Regions from separate parts of the Homo sapiens genome. Here region 2 is linked to region 1. A link is a contact called in ENCODE Hi-C or POLR2A ChIA-PET data. All regions are on one chromosome and are shown on one strand. Each heading gives the region's core, a stretch centred on a gene start or an enhancer-like site at or near the end of the contact. The rest is flanking DNA. Distances are from core to core; before and after follow the strand shown.

The links. A loop is a pair of places that touch in the nucleus more often than their neighbours do. ChIA-PET counts read pairs that join two places held with the same protein, here RNA polymerase II (POLR2A).
Region 2: a map of heart left ventricle shows a loop between it and region 1 (2.2-fold over the local background). The contact joins two enhancer-like sites. A Hi-C loop is called at or near these places in 1 of 168 maps with a recorded cell type or tissue (heart left ventricle). POLR2A ChIA-PET finds 5 or more read pairs at or near these places in 2 of 52 experiments (A549 and GM12878).

The regions. Positions count from the first base shown.
Region 1 is chr5:120,094,930-120,098,291 of GRCh38, forward strand. No RefSeq gene overlaps it. Among named protein-coding and RNA genes, the nearest start is that of PRR16, 370 kb to the right of the region's middle. Within about 2 kb of position 1,747, at least 2 of the 41 ENCODE cell types and tissues checked have a DNase peak (open chromatin) inside an H3K27ac peak, as active enhancers do.
Region 2 is chr5:120,150,799-120,154,160 of GRCh38, forward strand. No RefSeq gene overlaps it. Among named protein-coding and RNA genes, the nearest start is that of PRR16, 310 kb to the right of the region's middle. Within about 2 kb of position 1,798, at least 4 of the 41 ENCODE cell types and tissues checked have a DNase peak (open chromatin) inside an H3K27ac peak, as active enhancers do.

The DNA of each region.
Region 1 (3,362 bases), core at 497-2,996:
GTTACTTGTAGACACATAAACTATATTCAGGATCATTAAACAGTAATATATGAAAGTAAATATACATTATACAATTATATGGTTCTATCATCTATTCTAATCCTGCCTCAGTAGGGAATTGGAGAAACTTCCCTAACTGGGACACTTCATAAAAAATACAGATTTCTGGTCCTAAGGCTTTGAACCAAATTACTGGGCAGGGAGCCCAAGAATCTCTGTATTTAAAATGCTGCCCAGGTGATTCTGATGATCATCTAAGTTTGACCACCAGTATTAGACCACTTTGGCTTTTGGCAGAAAGATAACCACTTCAATATCTCTCAGCCCTTTAATCAAAGAAGTGTCTCTAAGGTTATTTCTTCTACCATATCATATATCACCTGTTGGCTGCAGCTGCTGAGGGCTTTGGTGTTTAACCATTTGATGTCCCTTGGGTTCAGGCACTTCTGTGTATAAGGATATGATTTAGACACTTGTGAAGTTTATTTGCAGAAGTGCTGTCTGCTCTAAATCAGTCACGGCTATAGTGGGAAGACAAATAACTAAAACACCTTTGATCAAATCTCTGAGACATTACTACAAGTGTTAAATACATTTTTGAAGATAGGCCAAGTAGCAAATTAGAAAACAGTTGTTGATTTCAGAAATATTTTGGAAGTGTCTGGTAACTCAAATTTAGCAGGGACGGTAATTTTACTTATTGAACAAAAGTGAGTCATAAATAATCCTAGGAAATTAAGCAGCTGGACTAGCATAGGACTTGCATATTTTATGATTTTAAATGATCCCAAAACCAACTCAAAATAAATCTTAACAATTAAAAAAATTTAACAGTGAAACCTCTCTGTTTCTCTAAGAACTTTGTGATTGCTTATTTTCTGTGATTATCACTTTAGTGAAATGTTTATTACTATGTGAAAAGTATCTCTCATCTGTTATTCATATATCTGAGGTCTCCCAATTTCTCATTCAAACTAATATGTTAACTTCTTTTAAACTGAGACCTGCAGGTCCTCCCATAAATATCAGACTATTTTGAAAGTAACAGAAACTAAGTTTCTAGAAAGCAATTGTCATGATTCCTGGCACAAGCCAGTGTTTGGAGAGTAATTTTGTTCAGGATCATTGACATTTTGATTTCTAAGAATTTGTTCAAAGAGAAAGTATAGAAAATTAATCTTGAGCCATTCAGACAGCATTAAAGAAGTGAATCTGGAGTAGAGGAGTTGAGGTAGATGTTTAAAAAGAACTATCACAAAAATACAATGGGAGCTGAGAGTATGATTCCAGGGGATTTAGGGAACTATAAAAGGAAAAAATAACTGATTCCTTTGTCTCTCATCGGGACGCAGATAATTTTTTTAAAATGTTATTTTTATAGCCAGAAAACTTCTGTTTTATTATAATGAAGTTTCTCAGATAGTGCTTCAAGGACTTCAAATTGTGCAAAACTTGAAAACTCGTGAAAGGGACCTGTATATAACTGAGGATAAGATTATAAATTCCTTGAGAACAGTTATCAGGGCTAATCATTAATATAGTTCCCTAAGCTTCTAGGATTTTATATGTTGCACTATAAATAGCTATTGAATGAGTAAACAATGTGAATAGACGTATGCTCCTTTGTGCATTTTCTGTGCTAAGCCTGAGTCATTTTGAAGTAATTTGACATATTTTATATTCCTCGCTTCAGTATTTTGACTGTAAATTTGAGATTGACACTTCTTTTCTTGAGTATAGGCATGACTTGTAGAGAGGGAAAGTGAAACCAGCCATCAGGGTACAAGTCACTTTATGATAAACAAAACGGGTACAGAAAAAAACCAACCTACCCACCCCTGCCTCCCAGATTTTTAACTAATGAACTGTGTCTAAGACACCAATAGTAAGTAACTTTTTGCCAACAGTATGTTGGTTTGATTAAGCTTGCCCTTCTATTTATTTTTTATTGTATTTACTTTTACAAAATAGAATTTGATTATTTTAAACTAAGAAAAACAGTGTTATATGTTAATACAATGCACTTTTTTTGTTCTTTTATTTCTTGTAGTAAAGACAAGAGGATTTGTCTTTTGACATTTAAGTCCAGTAGTAAGAGTTCTTTATCTTTTCCTGTGATCTTGGAAGATTACATGGCTGATGGCTTTAATTGTGCTTCTACCTTACTTTGTAGTTGGTGCAAAGAAATGGTTTGTGAATTCTGATGGGAAATGAGTTAGGCCAGTAAGTAACTTTGTTTGAAGATGCACAACATAAACAACTTCAGTAATGCTTAGTTGCTTAGATACAGTACGCCAGAAGAATCAATATATTTGTGTACATAATTAGTTTGGCTTGGTAAGTATTCAGTTTTTCTGATGAATTTTCGTTTGGCTGTTTTCATAATATGAGCTAGCAGATTGAGTATTTTGTCAACCTAGGAAAAAATAGACAAAAGATGTCTCTTTAACCTTCAGTAAATGTTTGATATTTAACCTCTGTGCTCTGTATTTAGTAATAGGTTATTACTTTGTGCCTCAAACAGTTTTAATTTGTATATTATGTACATGTTTGTATATTTTTTACTGGAGTTGGGAAACGCTAACTCGATTAAAGCTTTGGTTTCTCAATTTGTTGATAACAATGTATAAAACCCTCTATTGTGCATTCATACTGCTTTAAAAAAGACAAATATTTCAACCTAACATATAGCTAGACGTGGCTCATTAAAGCACATCTTACTCTACATTTTCTTTTTGAATTTTTTGGCAGAAAAATTTACCAATGCAGAAACTTGGGACATAGTATTATTTTAATTCCTAGAAAGAAAACATTAAATAAATATATTAAAGTCATATAAATATATCTTGATTATATATAAAATCATATAGTAAAAGAAATGATTATATTTTGTTAGTCAATCTTTGTGAGATAATTCAAATTTAAATTAATATTCTAAAATTTTTCAGAGCTTATTTTCCTATTCTTAGAAAATAAAAACACCCCTAAGTAGTAATATTGTTTATGACAGTGTTTTTGCCTTTGTTAGTCATTTTCTGCTTTTAATTGTCATATTGCTCAATTGGTATTAATTTCTTTTTAAGGAAGAATTGAAAACTCAAGCAGAAAAAAATAACTAAAGAACAAAAGGCCAAATGCTGAACGTTGAATTAAGTTGGTGGAAGTGAAAAAATTTTAATATGTAAAAGATGGCATTAAAACTGCTTTTGCACACTGCCTTTGCCAGAGAGAGAAGCCAAAGGGGTTTGTTAGGAGTATAAGAAGGAGGTTTAAAAGTATTCAATAGAAATTAAATGAGAGGCACATTAGACAATTTTAAGTAATCTCATGTGGATATGAGCAAATTAAAGCAATTAAACAAT
Region 2 (3,362 bases), core at 548-3,047, 56 kb after region 1:
TTGTCTTACAATTCAGAAGTCTCACCAACCATAGACCAGAGATTTTAGTTTCTCATTGCTCTTTCTCTCTGTAAGATAGCCTAATGTTCTCAGACTATCTCTCCCATCAGAGTGTCTGAAAGAAGCAATACACTCACATATTTTCAGCTTCAGTACCCCAGTCCAAATTTTCAAAATATCTGGAAAGAGATCTGGCCAACCTGGGTCATCATTCGTCCTTGAAATGACAGCAGCCAGGAGTAGAGTGCTGTAAGTGACATATAATGGGCTGAATCTTTACTCGCAGCACAAATTACTGTGTGCACAGAGATTTCACATTTTTTAGAAAGCACTGTTTCTTTTTTATCACATGGCTAAGGAGACAAAAAGAACAATGTTCTAAAAAAGATGTCTCTCATGTCTAATTAAATTCTTTTAGATTTTCTTGAAAATATATTAAGGGACCCTGAATATTTTAAGTATAGATTTTCAAACAGGAGCAAATTTTAAAGTTCACCTAATCGTACTGTATGATTGATGCCACAAGAGGGATGAGTAGTAACACTTTAGACTAGAACCCAATTTCCTTTACTTATAGGACCTTGACTTGTCTATGACATTAAGCTGCAAAACCAGTCTCAAAATATGATCACATAGAGAGTTAAGGAGGTGTAAATAGAAGTACAGCAAAGAGAAACAGAGAATGAAGTCTTGCTTGTAGATAATGCCACTATTAATATAGAGGGCTAAGAAGGATTTCTGTGGATGGTTTTTTAAAAAGAATTTAAAGGCTCACTTCTGCCAGAAAAGCCTAATGTAAATATACTTTTAAAATGTTTTCCCCCTTGACATTCAAGTGATTTATTTAAATGGATGTCTTTCCCTAGCACTTCTATGTTTATCAGAAGAGCCAACATATACCTTCTACTTATGATTTAAGACTGGAATCAATTACTTTCTAAAGTGAATACTGAAAGAAAAGAATATATGGGACTCTAAGGACAAATAGTTCTTTCAAACCATGCTATAGTTAACATCTGTGGTCTTCTCCCTCAATTTTATGTGTTCTTATTTAACTAGCAGTGATTTCCCTCAGGTCTCAAGTAAGCTAGTTACCCTACCATTGCTTCCTGCCAGGAAGGTGATTTAGAAGACATGTTCAGTGCTTAGGCTGGACCCATCCCTTTCAATGCCCTGAGCAGTAGGAGAGCACCAGATTAGTGTAGGAAGTGAGAGGCCTAATTGTTGGGGACATTTTTAGGGCACTGAGGCCATGTGGCTATGATAAGAAAACAGTCTGTATAACCAGACTGGTTCCTTTATTGACTCTAAGCATATCATGTGTATCCATTCCTTTTTAATTTGTTTACCATTCGTGTCCTGTTTTGAATCTTTTAAAACTCATCATGCCCATCCTTTGAATCTCAACTGAAGGTCTATTTCCCATATGATTCCCTTCCAAACACTGTAGGCCACACTCGAGTATGGATGTGGATAGATTCAAGTGTTGACCGTGTCTCCTGTTTTAAGTTTCAGTTTGTTGTAGTTGCTGAACTAAGACTATTTTTTGATCCATTAACTGATTCACTCATTTATTCTATAAATATTTGTTCAGTGCCCATTGTGTTCCAGGCATTGTTCTGAATGTTGGACATGGACTTTAGTCATTTATATATACCATAATGATTTATAAATACAATAGACAGTCAACACCTCTTGAATGATTGAAGTAATAAATAGTCCCCCCTTGTCTAGTTTCACTTTCTGAGGTTTCCATTACTCATGGTCAGCCACAGTTCACAAATTTTAAATGGAAAATTATAGCAATAAACAGTTCGTAAGTTTTAAATTCCACCCCATTCTGAGTAATGTGATGAAATCTCACATCTTCCTGCTCAGGATGTGAATCATTCCTTTGTCCAGTGTATCTAGACTGTCTGAGTGACCCAGCTGTTAGTCGCTTAGGAGCCATCTTGGTCATGAGACCCACTTTAACAGTGTCACAGTGCCTGTATTCAAATAAGCCTTATTTTACTTAATAATGGACCCAAAGTGAGAGGAGTGGTGCTGGCAATTCAGATATGCCAAAGAGAAGCTGTAAAGTGTTTCCTTTAAGTGAAAAGGTAAAAATTATTGATTTAAAAAGAAAAGAAAAAAATTGTATCCTGAGGTTGGTGAGATGTATGGTAAAAATGAATCTTCTGTCCATGAAATTGTGAAGGAAAAATAAATTGGTGCTATTTTTGCCACAAACTGCAGAAAAGTTAAGCCACAGTGAATCTTAAGTGCTCAGTTAAGATGCAAAAGATACTAAACTTGAGAGTAGCAGACATGAACAGAAACACATTCCGCTTGATGGCAATCAGGTTTAGTTCTATCAGACGTTTCAGGAATCTACTGAGGTTCTTGAAACATATCACTTGTGGATAAGCGGGGACTGCTGTTGTAAATAAATGAGAAAAGGAATACACAGAAATAGAATCCACTGTGGTATGGGAAGAAAAAATTGTTTATTAATTCAAAGCAAGTAGAAAATCCACGAACTATATTATTATGACATTCTGATAGAAGGAACTCACACCAAAACCTGGCACCAAGGCAAAATATTTTATGAGAAAACTTAAGGCCTGAAATAGTGCTTTTTCAAACGAGTTCTGGAATCAGTTTCCCTTTACTAGAAGGAAAGAGTGTTTTAATTCCATGAATATATTTAAAAACTTTCAAACCTTGCCTCTACACACTATATATTTAGGGTAGAGAAGATTAAGTACTACCCTTTACTTTCATCCAATAAATGTGTGAATCTTTACATTTCTTCAAATTTCTGTGAAGTCAACTCTGCTTAAGAATCACCAAGATAACTCTTTGTTTATAGGGATTCTTGCTGGGATCTTTTCCAAAATAAGGAATTCTTCTGTAATGTAAATTTCTCTAAGTCTTATCCATATTTCTCAAATCGTAGGAATTCTGTGCTAACAGTGTTAGCCAGCAACATGCAAAGCTGTTTGGCAGCCATGGTGAGGACGGCAAGTGGAACAGCAGTTTTGCATTTCATCATAAGCCATTGCATGGGGCCATAGTTAAGTATAACTTCTGGGGTCTTATTGCCTCAGCCTAAATCCTGGTCCAACATTTCCCAAAATGTGATTGAGAAGAAGGTTTTCATTTTTCCTATTTCTGTCTCAATGTCCAAAGGTATATAATTGGGAAAATAATTATACCTGACAGTAGACCGTTTAATAGCTCAGGTGGACTATTATATAGGTTTTGTACAAACATTAACGATTGATCTGAAAATAGGACAGCTATGTACAAAGTTTGAAGAACCTCAGGGAGTACATGCAGATTATGCTGTCTTACCCAACATTACAATTTAGAGGAGG